Linked DNA regions of Mus musculus: regions 1 and 2 are each linked to region 3. Evidence: chromatin loops called from intact Hi-C (ENCODE). Cell type or tissue: left cerebral cortex. All regions are shown on one strand. Each heading gives the region's core, and the rest is flanking DNA. Links, peaks and the distances in the headings are about the cores only.

Region 1 (5,734 bases), core at 251-5,250, 1.7 Mb before region 3:
GTCTCCTAAGGTTAACAGAGCATGTCGTTATGTGCCTGAATGTCGGCTCTATCACACTGCCAATTACTCCTTCAGGAAACATGTCTTTAGCATCACATCACTTGACTGACCTGCTGAAAGGTTTCAGAATAATCCTTTGGCTGTGTGTTGGGGGCTACAGAAATATAATTATCCAAAGAAATATAAACGCTGTCTTCTTACTGACTCTGAATGTGTTCTTACTGACATTAAAGACCATGGCATGGTTATGGAGCCCTTTCCAGTAAATTGAAGCTGCCATCAAAGGCAGGAGCTAGGCATCTTCAAAATGCCATTGGTCATACATTTAAAGCCATGTAACATGGGAATATAGCCCAACACAGAATGGCCATGCTCATGCACTAGCTAATGCTTCCTCTTAGATTCCTATTTCACCAATTTACAGGCTACGGTTTACCACGTTCAGCTGCAGGGCTTTTTCTCTTCTTAGTCTTTGAAAGAACATATGTTATTTTTCTAGACCAACAAAGGGCAAGTCCACCAATCAGCAATCATCTGTAAGAAGTCTAAGATAGGTAATGTGTAGCTCATTTTGGCAGCCCTTCCTCTAGGAGGCAAACAGAAATCCCAGAAAAATCTACTCAGCTATTCTGACGGCTGTTTTACAGTACTGCAGCCACTTAAGAAGAAAAATAAATGCTACCCAAAGCCAAATTCATTCTAAAAATTTGTTAAAGACACCCTGGACCCTTACCACCTTTTCTTCTTTCTTTATCTGGAGTTTCAAAAGGCAATATTTACCTGTTTTGAAAGAAAGCATTCACAAGCACCCTGGTGGGTAGGGACTAGGATTTTCTTTTTGCTAAGTCTCGCACACAGTACCTAGCATGCAGCATGCTCTATGAGGGATACACAGCAGGAAAACTGCTTAGTGTCTCCTGGGGTTATGCTGAGTCCCTTAGCATTCCCTTTGTATACTATGAGATTTACATTGAGGCATATGTACATTTATATTTACCCTTTTCTCAGGGATAGTGCAGTGCTAAGTGGCCTCTGCACATATGATTAAATATTAATTAGGCTTCTAATATAAGCAAGTGAGTTCGCAGGCCCGAGTGTCACATGAATAATTTAAGAGGTACCCGAAGGCTCAGCCTGGAAAGCTGATTGGCCACTTTGGATTTGTATAATTACAAAGTTTCATTATTAACAGTGGAAGCAGTGGAGAGATTTGCCTAGCTTGAGGGACTTTGAAAGCATAAGCTGTCTCATTAGGGAAAAGGGGAATAAGGCAAAATATGCAAACTTGTTAGTAGAAAGAAACAGGTGTGGCCGAGATTTAAACTCAGCTTTTAAACATGAGTGTAGAATGCATGTTTTTAAAGTTTGACAATGAAATTCGTATTCTGAGTGATAAGCTTATTTGCTTAAAATTTGACTATCCAGTGCAATGCTTGAAACTTTTAATTTTCAATTGAAGGCTTAAATCTTTAATATTTTATGGAAAAAAAACCCCACAGGTAGGCTAATATGCCCAGTACAGTGAGAGAGAGGTTTGGAGGTAAAAGAATGCAGACAGTATAGGGCTCTTGCTTGAGTGTGTGTTGTGCATGCAATTAAATCTCAAGGTCAAACAATTTACAGACAATTACTTTTCTAACATCTCCAGAAATGCCTGCTTACACGTCTTTAATTTTAAATGATACTGATATTCCAATTCTCCCCAAAGGTTAATGCTGACTAAATCCAGCTGTGACCTGACACGATGCGACAGCGCGGTGCCTAATTATCCTCTGGATAGTCATTTACTTGAAACCATTAAAGGAATAGACTGAGAGGAAGATTTAGGACCCTGAAAAAATGTTAGCCTGACTTCTTTCTTCTTGAGGATGGGATGGGCTGAAAAATAAAAATAAAATCCTGCTAAATGTTAGCCATTTGCTTTGATGGCAGAAAATTGTTCATCCCACTCTGTTTTTTTACAGGTTAAATTGCTAACTAGTTCATTTTATCCATTGCCTACGGCTGGCGCTAAATGTCAGTGACAAATTTTGTACTTGTCTTGAAGAATGAATTAAGTTATGCACAGAAGCTATAGTGCTCTTTTAAGATGAGTGAATTGCAGAAGGAAAAAAGTTGCTCTTTTGAAAAAGGATTATTTTGATTAAAGGGCTTTCCTATTGTAGCTGAAGACAGGTAGTGGTTTAAGATAATTCAGACACTTACCTCCCACAGAGGCCGCAGTCCTGTACTGAGAATTTCTCTAAGAGCAATTGTGTCAGATTATACACTGTGATTATTATCATAAGACCATTAGTGATTCTGAAAGATTACTAAAAAAAAATAAAATAAAAATTAAAGTGAAAACACTTAGTTTTCATCAACTTGAGTAAAAAAAAAAATCCTGATTTTTTTTTTTCTCTTATGGCATCAGCGTCCTGTTACTGTGTGTAAGCGTTCACAGTGAGAGGCAGGGGGATTACAGCGTGACATATTTTCCAAAATGTTGGAAAAAGGAAACTCTAGAGTCTTCAACACATTTATAATAGGAAAATATGGCCCTGAATTTTAGCAACCTTCATTCTTCTTGATTTTTCTTGCTTGGTGGCAGAGGCTGACTTAATCATCTTTCACAGAAAGCTATCAGCATCTGCTGGTGTCCTATTTTACAATGGTTTAGTCTCACTAGCTTACATAAGATGAGAGCTATGTGCTTTTTTTTTTCTCTTATGCTTTTCATTTTCTTATAGAATGGATGCTCTTACTGAATTGACGGATGAAGTTTAATGGTGGTAATTTTGTCACATTCTAGTTATATTTTAGCATCCTATAGACAAAATGAATCAAATATAATTGCAGTTTTAAGAACCCCCTCACTCTAAAAGTAGAAAAGTTGTATGTACTCAAAAGGATATTCTACCCCCACTTCAAACTGATGGCTATTTGTTAGGCTGGGGACAATGACTTATCTTTATTAACTAGAAGAATGTGATCAATTTGTATTCTGCTAGTCCAATATGTTTATTTGATAAGGTAAAAAGATGTGTTTGGTGAAAGGATAATACAAGGCTATAGCTTGGTTTCAGTATGCTAAGGGACAAGCAAAACTTTGCTTATTAATTAATTACACATCATTCCAGCACACTGTGAAGATATTATTGAGAATGGCATTGCCAAGAAAACTATACTGATTAGCTTAAAACCTTGTTTAAATAGTTACTTACTTGCTATCAGCTCTTTTAAATCACATTTAAATTAATAAAATGAGTTGTCAAATCAGCTCTTAACTGAATTTATAGATAAATATAGGTGTTTGAGCTTCTGTTACAATCTAGCATCCAACTTTGGCAAGAGGTGGTTTTTGTGACTGAATGGTTTTCTTTCTTACCCCTAAATTGCCCCTGCCACCCATTCTCTAACAACTGCAATCCTCTCCTATATTTATGAGTGGTGTGAATGGCCTCTCCGTTGGAGTTGCTATTATCTTTATCCTTCCCAGCAAGAGTTTCAGTATGATGATGGAGCACAAAATTTTGAGGAAGCCACCCAAGCATGAGTAATTGGAAAAAGAGGTTATTTTATATGTTATTCAGGACGTGTGTGTGTGTGTGTGTGTGTGTGTGTGTGTGTGTGTGTGTGTGTGTGTGAGCGCACACACACACACTTTCACTTCATTTGAGCCCTACAGAAGGGAACTCAATGGTTGCCTTATTTACCTTGTTGGAGTAGAGTTCACTAATTTTGCAACAGTAAGGTTTGAATACTACCTAAATATTTTCTTTCCTTCCTTCCTTCCTTCCTTCCTTCCTTCCTTCCTTCCTTCCTTCCTTCCTTCCTTCCTTCCTTCCTTTTTTCCCTTTTCTTTCTTTTAAAATACTTTATGGGCTATATAATTCAAATTGCAAACTGACAGGGTAAATGTTGTTTAGTTTTTAATAAATATTTGTGTGATGAGTGCTTCCAGATTGATGCGTATTCAAACTGCTCCCACTGTGACTTGTTGGCACTAACAAGATCCTAGAATGATCAGAGGAAGAAAAAGGAACATTGTGTTCCCTGATGGAAATCATCTGTATTGTTTTCATGTACGTGGATGATACCCAGTTCTAGAAGATATTTGATAGTTCAGGAGGTGTGTGATGAAGCCTGGAATATATTTTGGCATATTTTTTTTTGCTTCTGCATGCAGCTTCTTGTATAATCAATCCCACTGTGCTTACAGGTGAAACCTTATTATGTTTTTTAATATATAAAGAAGGTGGAATTCATTTGAAATGCAGAAGTGTGAAGAGTAAAGCGTCTGTCAAAATGTAGACTGAAAACCCACATTTGGCATTTGGACATATAATAACAACAAATCTTTTTGTACTTCAGCTTTGAATTCTAACCAGTTTCATGTTGTCATGAGCTCAAGTTTCTAGAAAGAGTGTTTTTGAAATACTTAATATTCAACATAATATTAAGACATGTTATTCAAAAATATTTTTCCACTCTATTTGACAAGGAATGTAAATTGTTTGTATTGAAAATATAAAGTGCATCTATACAGATTCACAGTACTGAGTGTTTTTGCCCCTGTCATTTTCAGTACTGTTTTGTGTTTTACATTTGATGTGGTCATGTGTAGGAATTACAGTTACAAAGACTACATAGAATATCTATAGATGGCATGGTGTGCAGAACATATATTATGCAAAACTCTCTCTATTTTCAAAGTTCTAAAGTATTCAGTTGGATTCCCCTTTAGATTAATTAATTTTTTACAGATATCGTTCTCTTATTGCTTGGATTAATATTTAAATACTGTAATTTCAATATTAAAATTTTATCTGTGGAGAACTGTGTACTATATTTGATATTTCACTGTTTAAATAAATCTTAAACTCTCCATTGGTACTCATTTTTAATAGTCACTATGTTTAAATGATCTGCTTCTTCTTGTAGCATGGATACTTGTCCAGAAGGCTTTTCATAGGTGATATGATAAACAGAATAGAGACGATGAATTAGAAGTCCTAAAGGTGGCCTTCCACATGCAGAGATATTAGAGCTGCCTGAACCAAACCCCTACACTATCGCTGTTGTTCCAAGACCTTGGTATTCCTGATTGCCATAAAAAATAGTTATGAAATTCTATTAAACACAATAAAACAAAGAAATCAATCCCCCCTTTTTTCAGTCTAAAATCAAAGCTGTTTGTTTACTTGCCCCCATTTTGGAGGGCCCAAGAAATAATATCTCAAAATATGGAAGTTGTGCAGAATATGCAGTCTTGATTGCCCAACTTTGATCTCTGGGTTCAACTCAGATCTCTGTTTTTCTTATTTATGTCACAGTATTTGGACAAAGCCAAATGAAGTCTTTGTGAGGGTTAGATAGCTTGTTAAGGGATGCTAAGTGAAGAGAGTCAAATGAACCTAGGTGTTTTCTGTCTACTTACTAGTTATATTATTATTTATGCTTGGAAAACTGAGACTGACTTAAGAGTGTAGACATATTGCTTTGGATGGATCTAAGAGAAAAAAACGTGTGTGTTGTAGAACAGACAAGTATTGGTTATTTTCTTCATAATACCAGAGAAAATGATAACCAGGAATAGTCTTTTTTTGATACTGTTTGACTGTTAATGATATTTCTTGTGGTCCCACTTATGCCCTGCAAGATAGAATTTATAGATAAGAGCTCTGTTGCTCTGGGCTACATGGTGTACATTACACAAGAGGGTCTGCTGTTGCTGTGTCGTTGCCTGCTTGCC
Region 2 (5,734 bases), core at 251-5,250, 1.7 Mb before region 3:
TAAAGCCACAGATGGGCTATTGCTGTGTCATTTCCATGGCTTCATACAGATTACCAAATGTATGCAGTTGTCCCATGGTCCCTTAATAGACCACCAGCTTTTCCATACATCTTCCACTGATGGCATTTCTGTGGATAAACACTATTTCACAAAGAACTGTGCCATATGCCCTGTCGCACACTAAGGTACAACAAAGCACTTCTTTAAAAAGGTTTTCTTGTGTCATAATGTCCTTCTATCGCTTTTATACTTTTTTGATTATTTTAAAATTTAAATTTTATATATATATATATATATTTCTCTCATTTTTATCCTACAGGTCCTTTGGGTATAAATTATACCTTCCAATTTAGTGCTTTTATTGGATCCCTGAGTGTGTGAATGACTGTGTCTTTGTATCTATGTGTTTCTTGTACCTGTTCCTGGGCTCTTTTCCCACTGTTGATTTGCCGTGTACAATTTCAGTGTGATAGTTTTGTTTTACCATATTATAATATAATATATTATATTATAATATATTATATTATATTATATTTTTATCTCTTAGAGGCCTGTTCATTTCTAATGAGAGAAAGAAAGGGAGTGAATCTGGATGGGAGGGGAGGTGGGAAGGAACTGGGAGGAGTAGCGAGGGAAAGCCATAATCAGAACACATTAAGTGAAAAAAAACTATTTTTAATAAAATGAAATTATACCTGCATTATTTATTAATTTAGAGACTTGTTTTTAGATACACATTAGAACCCAAAATTTATTGAATGAAATAGGAGATATCATAAATAGTTTCTAATAAACTTGACCCTAAAAATCTCCCAGCACATTCTTTTCTGGACAATAAGATTCAGCATTTTATATCTAAATATCTCCTTCTTGGACACATAATCAATATGTCTTGTTATTATTAGACAGTCTTTCATTGAGGTTAAACACTGCTAGATTAGAGAGTTGGAACAAGAGCTCTAAAGTGTTTGTTGCTCAAGTATGTGACCTGAATTCAGGTCTCCAGTAGCCATGTAAAAGCCTGAATTTGGTGGCATGTTTCTCTAATCCTAGTGCTAGGGTAGGGGTTGGAGACAGGCAGGTCTCAGGGTGCACTATCCAGCTAGTCTACTCAGAGAGATCCTATCTCAACAATAAAAAATCAGGCAGAGAGAGGAGTAGACACTTAAAAGTCTACTTCTGACCTTCTCACTTGAGCACACAGGTTACTGCAATGGGCACACACAGGTATGCGTGTATTCTCACAAACGCAATTGTGTGTGTGTCAGGGCTGTGTATGTTTCATTTAGTAAAGGAGTTTAGGAGTTACTCGTAACAACATGTTTAAATTTTATACTCCTATGATAAAATGTATTCTTTTCAAGTTTGCTATAGTTTTTCTATTAGGGGTCTGAAATAGGGGACCTAAGTAAAAATAATGTGCCAGCAAGAGTAATTATTCAAGACCACCCCAAGATCAGCATTTGATTTCCTTATACCAAAAGGCAACTATATGACACTCAAACATTTGAAGACTACTGATGTGTGTCTTTCACTTTATTTTGCACATGACAACTGTTTTCTAAGGTTGCAAAATCCTTAAAATCTTGAACTATAGGAATTGTGTGTCTCTTACCACTTTGAAATGTCTATTGTTGAAGCAAACATGAATTCTAAGTCAATGGATGTTGAATTTATACCCTGATACAAAATGATATACTAAACTCTCCAGTAAAGTACTTCACTTTTACCTACAAGTGCTTATAGATTATGCAAATAACAGCATCAACATCAGTGTGAGACAGCAAACTGTGGTAGCTTCATTGCCCCTCTCTGCGTGGAATGTACCTTTTCACATTACTTTTAAAAACTGGGGTTTCTAAAAGCCGTTGAAGTAATAGCTAATAAAACTGACTCTTATGTGATCCAGTGCTAAAGAAAATTGGTTGGGCAATAACATCAAGTTTTTCAGAACCCCCAGAAATCATTTAAAACACTCTTTAATATCACATAAACTAATCATCTCTGCAATGTTTATCCTAAGCAAAAAGAAAAAGAATCACAATAAGAGGAGAAAATGCCATTTCCAGAACAATCATTTAAGATTACACTGCTTTTGTTTTTTGCTTTAATTTTAAAAAATGATACTCTTACACTGGGTATGGTGTCACATGCCTGTTATCCTAGCTCTTGGAAATCTGAGGCAAGAAGGTTGTGAGTTAAAGTGCTTGGCTAGCCTGAGATTCATAGTAAGAGCCACTCCCCAAACTTCACACACACACACACACACACACACACACACACACACACACAGACTAGATAAGGGAAAACACAAACAAAAGCCAAAATAAAAACAAGGCCTGATTCTTGAACCTTTAGTCTTTCTTTCTTTGCACATACACTTCTAAAGAAAGCTAGCTGAGAGTTTAATCACATTTGAAATCACTTAATATTGTATATTCCCAATTTATATCCTACTTGTAGCATTTGTTATTACCCAAAATATACTGCTTTTGCAAAACACAGACCTGTTCACAGTTTGTTTTGCTGTCGGGTTCAGGAGCCTATAAATGAGTGTTTGCAGTTCTGACTCTGGCAGATGTGTGGTGAGTTGTTCTGGTCCATGGTGTGTGGCTGTCTCTGTTGGGGCTGCTGTGTTTGCAGCCGTGCTGTCAACATCCACCAGAGAGCAGAACCGCTCCGACACCTACATCCTGCACGCTAGGAATAGATGGAGACAGTAACAAAGCCAGATCTTTGACCAAACAACCAGGAGCACAGTTCATTTCAAAGGTCAGCGCATATTTAAGCCTGCTTCATTACTGCCACCTTTATGCCTGAGATTTTCATTAAAAAAAAAAAAATCAGTTTACCCAGGCTCCTTTAGCATCAGGAAAATGAAAGTGCTGAGTCCTATTTTCATTTGGGGATATCAAAGTTTTATCAAATTATAGAGGTGGCGTTTCAGAGTATTTCATATCTGATCAAGAGAGAAATCCAAAAATAATTTTCTCTTTATTCAGGAGTCTTTGAGGCAGAAGGAATGTTTTATTTTTTATTTAATATTGTGCCCAATTCAATCATGTTGAATTCAGAGAGAAAATAGACATTTAAAAGCAATCTATAATAAAAACTTTGGAGTTCAATATTTTTATTTACAGTTTTTAATGAAAACATCTCAATTTATCTTCTTTTGACATTTACTTGCTGTTTTCTAAAATGATTATATACTAGCTTTTATTTTAAGAATGGTGAACAAGTAAATAATTATAAATATTTACTTTTTATTTGCCTTTAATATTAAAGCAAGGATGCTTTATCTATTTTATAACAAACCTCATTTTACTTACTTTATATATTCAGTATATATATAGGGAAAAGATGATGTGAAATATGTTAGAAATATTAATTTGATCAGTATATATTAAGGAATTCCAAGTGTGTTTTGTTCAGAAATTCTCTTTATACAGTATTTGTTTTAATTAGAACAATTGATCATGGATGAAGTTTTTCATATCTTATTTGCAAAACCTAATATAGAAAATGAAAAAAATTATCTGACATATGAGAGCAAAGCTGCAAACACAGTGCGAAAATACTGTTCTTAATCAAGGCCCTTGATAAGAGAGAGAGAGAGAGAGAGAGAGAGAGAGAGAGAGAGAGAGAAGAGGAGTTTGGTAAGTTGTTTGGAATTGAAGTGCCTGTCGGGCTTCTTAAAAAATGACAACGTGTAGTTAAAAGTTTTAAAACAGAGATGTTGTCTGTCATCTTTTTAGATCATGGAAATTCCTCAGAAAAACACTACCACCCTCAAGTTATGTAGCAGAATGTGTGCACGTATATATGCATATATTGATGATACTTTAAGCTGGATTATTTTAGGTTTGGCATTCTCATATTCTTGAAATGAATAAATGCATTATAACTGTGAGTGAGAGAGGGAAATATATGTGTGTGTGTGCACGTGTGTGTATGTACACATATATACTTGAATACTTTTAGATTTGTGTATATATATATATATATATATATAGAGAGAGAGAGAGAGCAAAACTATTAGATACATTGTTAATAATGTTATAATATTGTTAATAAAATAGTTATAAACTATTTTCTAGTAATGAGGAAACCAACAAACCAACATGGCTTAAAACCCATTTATGTACTCTGAATCTGGACTATTTCCCTGGGTTCTAAAAGCTGCTTAGAGTTGCTGCCTTCCTGTTTGATTTTAGAAGAGTGATCTGTACAAAGAATATGAGAATGTTCTAGAAAATGTATTAACAGGGTTTTAGGATAAAAAACCCCACATGACATGTAAAACATGACAAATCTGGCAGAAATAGAACCTCAAATCCCTTTGGCTACCTAGCCACATAAATCTACCTGGAGAATGGCTGTTGGTCTCCTCTCTGACGGTTAAGTGAAGTGCTGCTGATTCTTATAAACCGTAATGTGACTATAATGTAGACTTAAAATAATCTTTCTTAAATGCTGTTTAGAATGACAGAAAGAAAGGAATGCATTGATTAGGAAGCTGTGTGGTGACATGTTAAAGGAGGTAACCATGTATTGATTGTCTCACATAACCTTTTTGATGATGCTGAGAGAGAGACAATGCAGGATGCTTCAAGAGATTCGAGACTTATATCTTCAAAAACGTAACTGGTAACATTTAACTAACCAGTACTTGGTCCTAGGTTATCATACTACATTTCCTTTTATTCCCTCCTTGGTGTGTTAGAAATTTTTTGGCTTCCTTTGTGGGCTTGCAGTTGTTACCTGCATTAAAAAACAACCACCCATTTCCTTCCGACCAGCTGTTCATCCCAACACCATTATCACTTGTAACAGGGAGACTTAAGCCATTTGTGTGTGTGTGTGTGTTGGTTTTAACTCAATTGTAAAAATGGAGGCTTTATATGTGAAAAATCAGTTTGTGCCAGTTTTGAATAATGGAGATTATTCTTGTGATGTGATATTTAGTGACAATAGCTTTAAGTATGTCAATCATGGTAGGAATAGAAATTATAACCAGATTGATTGCTCAAAAACCCGAATTTAAAAAGTTTACTGTACAACAAAGACTTCAGAATTACATTGTTATTTTTTTCTTCAAAATCAATTTCTGAGAGGTTCAAAGATCAAATACTAGAGGCAAAGAAAGTCAGGTGAGTCAGGCATTTCATTCTTTACTGTGGCTTTTCACTTCGCAAACCTAGCATGACCATGGTTTGAAATGATGCAAGTGAAAACAGTATTTCAAAGTCTGTTTCCTTTTCAAAGCTGAAAAATCCACTTCAAATGATGGCTTACAGGTAGAAGTGACCTCGAACTCTTTCTTAGAATTTGAGTTAGGTTTATACGTGCAGGTAGATGATCTTTGGCTTCACTTTAGAATTCGGGGTAGAGATTCTGGAAACTGAATAGCCCTTTATAGGAGCTCAGTGCCTGCTACAGTGTAGCTGTCAGAGGCGACTGTAACTGTGGCTGTGCACGACGCTTTGCATCATATGCATTTGCTTATTAATCTGAGGTGTTTAGCCGTACAGTTGTAAGATAATAATTTCCAAAATGGTTATTTATGTGGACTATGTTAAAATATCCCACCTTCTTCAATGATCTCCACCTCCTAGCTTCCATTTTTAAAAATAAACACCTTAGGCTTCAAGCAGCATGATTACTTAATACAAAAATAAAGACAAGAGCTGGGAATGTAACTCAGTGGTAGAGAACGTGCTTAGCTTGCTTTCAA
Region 3 (5,734 bases), core at 380-5,379:
AATAACAAATTCAATGGCACAAATTTTGCAATAGAAGTGTCATATCTTAGTAGCTCACAGAGGTAGAGAGCTGGTCTTAAAAGAGAGGACAAAGAAGGTGACTCATGGCCATGTGGTTATATTTTAAGAAAGCTGCAAACTCCTTCTGCCTAAAATATCTTTTCCATCTGCCAACTACAGTCTGAAGCTCCAACTGCACTACAGAGATTGTTGTTTGGTCCTTAATGTGAACCTTTAAAACTTTGGAAAAATAGGCAAATGCCATTTAGCAAATCTCAGCTTTTGATGTCTTTATATTGATTACCTTATCAGACTGGGAATCAGAGAGGGAAAAAAGAGAGTGAGCTGTCATTCATAGGAATATGTTTAACTGCTTGAAAATGTCACAAAAGAAGGACCTAGAATCTATGTGTCCAGTGTAATAGACAAAAATAAGGAGAAAGTGGCAGGTGGTGGAACAGTTCAGACACAGCCATTCTGCTTCTCTTGGTAATGACACCTCCCATACCACCACCTTAGTCCATCTTAGAGGGGATGTTCTGTGAGAAGAGACTCAAGAGTTCCCAGCAAGACAAGTTCCTCATTGGAGACATTGCTGTAGAGTGGCGTGTGTCCTGATCTATAGGATGAGAGGGGATATTGATTAATGCTCACCAGGAAGAATATCAGTCTCTAAGAACTCACTGGAAGGATTTCCATCTTCTACTATCAATAATTAAGCAACTGGGTCTATGGGGCACTTGTTGATCTTCTCTGATGACAGAGAAGGGACATTGTCTAATGCAGCAAGAGCAATAGAACAAGATCCCTTGACCAGCTTTCCCGTGGTGTGGGCCCAGGAATTGATCTTTCTCTGTACTATCTTTCTCTATAATATCTTTCTGTATACTAACCTAGTTTTGAACTCATTAGAACTAAGATCTCTATCTTGTCAGGCATTGTTTTCTTAAGTGGGAATTATAACAACATACAGCAATTAAAAAAAAAATCTTCCTCAAAGTTTTAACAAACAGATGACCAAGGAAAGGGTAGAAAGAAAAGAGGGAAAGGAAGAAACTCATTTAAGCTAAAAACTGTTTACATGCGGGGAAAGGTAAAGTTATGTAGGTAAAAGCGGTTTTTAAATTTTAAATATTTTATTGCTGTTAGCCTTTGATAACAGTATCATTATATATTCCTGAATATTTTTAAAAATAGGGGCCTTGGTAAAATGTCGATTTGATTTTGCTAAGATTTGTCCTTATATTTAGAATTAACGGCGTGGGAGGGGGGGAAATCATCTCTGTGGCCCAGTTAGATGCTAACTGCACATGGGGGAAGAATGAATATACTCTAAAAGTCTCTACAGCCTGAATTAAGTTTAATGTTCAAATGATAGAAAACCAAGCCGAATAAAAATGGAAACTATTGAGTTTTTGTTAACATTTTTCCCCCCAAAAGAATGAGCTACTGCTGTTTTTCAACGTGTCCTAAAGACTCGGTTAGCTGCTGCTCTGGATGGTTTTCCTTCGGTGATAAAAGGTTTTCTGGGCGGTTTGAGTTAAAGCTCTTATGTAAATAGAGAGGCTTACATAATGCTCTTTAAACTACAACTTTGAAAGAGGCCTGCAGCAAGCGTACAAAGTCTGTCTCTGCTGCAAATGGCCCCAGCCAAAGTCACCCAAAACTCGTTTAAGAAAACAAGAAGGGTAAACAGAGTGTAAGCGTGTTTCAGTTCGTTTGAGCTCCCAGTGTAGACAAAGAGCAAGTAAGAGGTGTTTCTCCAGACTAGCGCACGGCTTTCCGAGTGGTCTTTTGAGGAACGCTCCTGAGTGTCATTCATTTTGCATTTCCTTGTAAATTCTAAAGGGCAGACGCACCTAGCGCCCAGACTCCTCCCAGTGACTTCTTACAGTGCGTCCTCTCCCGGAAGATGCTGAACTAGTATTGAATGCAATTTCTGGAGTGGCACGGGCACGCTCTAGGGCGCCACAGCGGAGGCGTCCTCTGGCCGAGCAGAGCATCTCTCAGACCGCCTGCTCCGGGAGAGGGGAACCGAGGCAACCAGGGAAGCCGCAGCTTACGCCGGTGAGCAGAGGAGCTGGAAAGTTCGAACCCGGCAGCTGTGGCAGTGAGAGTCTGCGGGGTTTGGGGAAGAGGCATCTTTCCACCAAAGACTTCTTAGGAGAGATTTTGAGAATACACAAGGATCCAAGGCGGTCGGTTTTCTATAGAACCGGGTGCTCGCAAAAGCACTTAGTGACGCGACTCTCAGCGCGCGAGGCTGAGCCCTAGGTCGCCAACGCCAGGGTAGTTCTCCCAGGCCCCGCCCTAGCGCTTGCTGCGAGGAATTCGAGCCGAATTTACAGTCTTTACCCCCTACCCCCCCCCCCCACACCCCCTTCAATCCCATCTCCTGGCGCTGCCGCCACCTGGGAAGCTAACTTTCAGGCCCATTGCCTTCCTGGAAAGGTACTCCACCCGGGACAGGGCGTTCCGCCAGCCACTACGAAGTCCTAGCGTGCTCTGAGCAGTCTGTGGGGAGGCAGTGACCGCCACTGGCCCCTATCCTCTTCCAAGTCCTATTGGACTCTCGGGACAGTTCCACCCGGTGGGGTCTGGGGCGGGTGGCCAATCTCCTCCCCCACTGTTCACTTTCTCCTCTCGCCCCTTCCCCCATTCACTGGGACGCGTAGAAACGCTCTCACTTGCATGCCCTTTAGCCCTAGACGCCTGAAGGTAGCTGAATGGAAACACTGACACGTGAAAACTCTATTCTGAGTGACTTAGAATTGGTCGCCTTGAGGTTTTAATCTTGCCCCTCTGGTCCCGCCCAGCCTTAAGAGCAGCTGTCCTGACGCAGCCTCTGCGGTTCTTGAGGAAGGTGAGGGCGTTGGGAGGCGCACTGGGACTTGAGCGACCCGGACCATACACTGTATCTAGGAGAAAACTCCACAACCTAAAGGAATTTAACTCCTTGTGTATTGTTTCCAAACCAGATTCGCACGACAGCTTTCTTCTGAGCCCTGAGACCGTCAAGTCCCGATTTAGAAACTAAGAGAATGAACTGGCCACCACCAACCATCTGCTGGAGGTGGGAGGTGCCCTACCCCCTTTCTGGCCTTTTTTCTGCTCCCTCCCTATGTGCAACTGGTTTTCGCCTGCTGGAGACGTGCCCTCCCCCATCCCAACCCTACCCGAGGGCAGTCACGGAGGCCGAGGCCGAGGCTAGGTCAAGCAGAGGCTGATGTGCCCTGGACAGCCATGAGTGCTGTGGTCAGCATAGGTGGTATTTGGAAATATCAGCGCACCACCGATCTCTTCTAAGAGTCTTTAGAAGAACCTGATCTCCATTGTTTGGCTTTTAGTTGTCCCTCCCTTTCCCCTTGAGGACCACTAGGTGCTCTCTCATCTACAAGTTGAACCATAAGCTAAGTGATTTCTAGTCTTAAAGAAAGGGCCACGATGTTTGTTGGCTGGACGTTCTGTTTTGCTGACCTGAGAGACTAGCTGATAATACACTCTAGTCCTTGGCTACCACAAAAGGTCCTCTAGAGCTCCAGGTCCACCTGGGGACCACCTGCCAAACTCCCTGCCCTCCAGCGACCATCAGCAATGCAAAGTCAGAATGAGTTTAACTCTCTTTCTTGTGACCTCCTGTCTTGGTTCTCTCCCAGTGAATGTCTGAAAGGAAACATGACCACAGTTAAGGAAACCCCTGTGCACTTGCCTCTGTCTCCCTGAAACCTGGAAATGAAAATAGAACTCGTTTGATGTATGAGGAGATGTTATCTAATTAGGATGTAAGAAATTTAATCTTTCTAGCATGCAGGTCATATAATTAATGTTAATTTAACGCTCAAATTCTCAGTCATTAATTTTTATTCTCTTAAATGCAGTTTGGCAGGGGCCTCTGATCCAGGGCAATGGATTTTACTGGATGTGAGAGCACTCTTGGTATTAGGAGCGACTCACTGCAAACCTTCCTATCCCAATAACAAGATCACATCATGTATGCATTATTAAGCTACATAATTGAACAGTCTATAGTTTGCATATCAGACTATTAAAATAATGTGTTTTGCTTTTCTCTGAACACGTATTGTTCAAGCCTCTGCGAATATGTGGTGATTCTGATAATTATCACCAAATTACAGCAAATGTTCTCTTCATTAACATGATTTCTTTCAAGCCTTTTTAAAATGTGAATATCATTATGAATTAAGGGACTTCTTCCAAAGTTATACAAACTTTTATTTTAAGGAACTTGTCATTAGGAGAGAAAGGATGCATTTTAAAGAGTGGAACTAGAGTGATACATTTATTTGACTTTAAAATGGTTTCCTCCGGTCAAGTAAAAGTTTTCCTTTTAGCTTTCAGTTGAAGCTTCTAGGATAGAGACAAAGAGGAGAAGGGGAGACTGAAGGGAGGAGAAAGAAAATGTCAAACTTAGACGTTACTGTACAGTGAGAAGGCTGTTAAAGTCCCCAATTCTCTGCAGAAAGCTAACGTCACCAAGGAAAATCCTGACTGCTTACCTGCCCTATCATTAACGGTGGCTCTTGCTTTAAAAAGTATAAGCTCAGAATTTTCCGAAGCTAACAGTTTATTACTAACTAAACACTGTTATCCCAGTCCTGAGCTGTACTGTTGGAGAAACGATACACACGGGAATAAAACCAAAAAGACTTCATTGCAGCCTCCCCTCACAATATCTTCAAAGCTGAATAGCAGGGCTTGTTTCGTTGTTGATTTTTTTTTCCCTAACTACTGCAAAATAAAAGTCTTTTTTTAATGTGAAAGTTTTACATGGCCATCGACTTTACTTTTGAGCGAACTTTCCCTTTGAGAGATCCTGAAACTCTTATAAGGGGGCACTGTGGCCCAGGTGTTGCTGCTGCTTCACCTGTAGGTTTTGTAGGCTGTAGGTTTTGGAGCTCTCTAGTCCTTTTCTGAGTCGCCTGCGGAGCCATTTGTTGCTGTCAGTTCTGGTGGGGAGGGGGCTTCAGCCACAGGGAAAGTATTAGGAGTTTGAGAGAGTTTAGGATTTTCTTTCTTTTTTTTCTTTCTTTCTTTTTTTTCCAAACAAAATAAGACTGGAAAAGAGTAGGGGTGGACATTCTCTCAGAACCCGCAGTAATCGTCCTGCTCCTTGCTAATGGACACCGCCCCCCTCACCCCCCCCCCCCCAGCTCGGTGCTGGGGTCCCCGGGGCCCCTCTTCTGGAGGCTGCAGTCGGTTCTCTGGTAAAAAGTGCCAAGCCTTCGGCGGCACTTTTATTTTGGCTGAGAAGAGGGAGCCCTGCTCCCAGGACCAGGGGAGCTAACTGAGCCCTTCTGTTTGGATTTCCCTGCTCGCTATAGCAACCAGCAGCGTCAGGACAAAAATGCGCCCTCCCTGGACAATGGCCCGGCCTCCCGCTTCTCGCCCTTGTCTTCCTTCCCGGAAAGCAGCCAGGACCTGACTCGGCGATCGCTAGCCAGGGACCCGACCCCCTCCCCTTCTACGCCTTCCGTAGCAGTCCTTCTGGAGGTCGGGACTCCACTCCCGGACCGCTGCAGCCCCTTTCCCCACACCCCTGCTGATCTCGGGTGCAGGAGGAGGCCAGGACTGTGGGACCCCGGCCGAGAACCCGAGATCCCGCAGCAAACTTCTCAGCCAGATTGGGGGAATAAGGTGATGGTGAGCCTGTGGAACAGAAACACCAAGTTTGTTTGTTTGTTTGTTTTTTCAGGATTAAAAATTAATTGGGGTT

Evidence for each region. Hi-C counts contacts between places; a loop is a spot of excess contacts. Peaks named below come from ENCODE experiments on the same cell type or tissue, not always from the same donor. Only the 100,000 strongest peaks of a DNase experiment are listed, where the experiment ranks them.
Region 1: a loop joins it to region 3, with 6 times the contacts of the local background. A loop is called at or near these places in 6 of 42 quality-filtered maps.
Region 2: it touches region 3 in a loop (6-fold over the local background); 4 of 42 quality-filtered maps call a loop at or near these places.

The regions. Positions count from the first base shown.
Region 1 is chr4:24,214,578-24,220,311 of GRCm38, reverse strand. The region is part of intron 1 of Gm27243 (a long non-coding RNA gene); the gene reads left to right. Among named protein-coding and RNA genes, the nearest start is that of Gm27243, 210 kb to the left of the region's middle. In left cerebral cortex, for the core only: no CTCF peak of the experiment used is centred there; DNase peaks (open chromatin) are centred at 912, 1,111, 1,997, 2,549 and 1 more place; H3K4me3 peaks cover 407 bases; H3K27ac peaks cover 363 bases.
Region 2 is chr4:24,242,242-24,247,975 of GRCm38, reverse strand. The region is part of intron 1 of Gm27243 (a long non-coding RNA gene); the gene reads left to right. Among named protein-coding and RNA genes, the nearest start is that of Gm27243, 190 kb to the left of the region's middle. In left cerebral cortex, for the core only: a CTCF peak has its summit at 2,636; DNase peaks (open chromatin) are centred at 2,633 and 4,380; H3K4me3 peaks cover 459 bases; H3K27ac peaks cover 1,101 bases.
Region 3 is chr4:22,494,781-22,500,514 of GRCm38, reverse strand. No RefSeq gene overlaps it. Among named protein-coding and RNA genes, the nearest start is that of Gm30731, 7.1 kb to the right of the region's middle. In left cerebral cortex, for the core only: CTCF peaks have their summits at 1,904 and 3,375; DNase peaks (open chromatin) are centred at 1,716, 1,969 and 5,368; H3K4me3 peaks cover 2,267 bases; H3K27ac peaks cover 5,000 bases.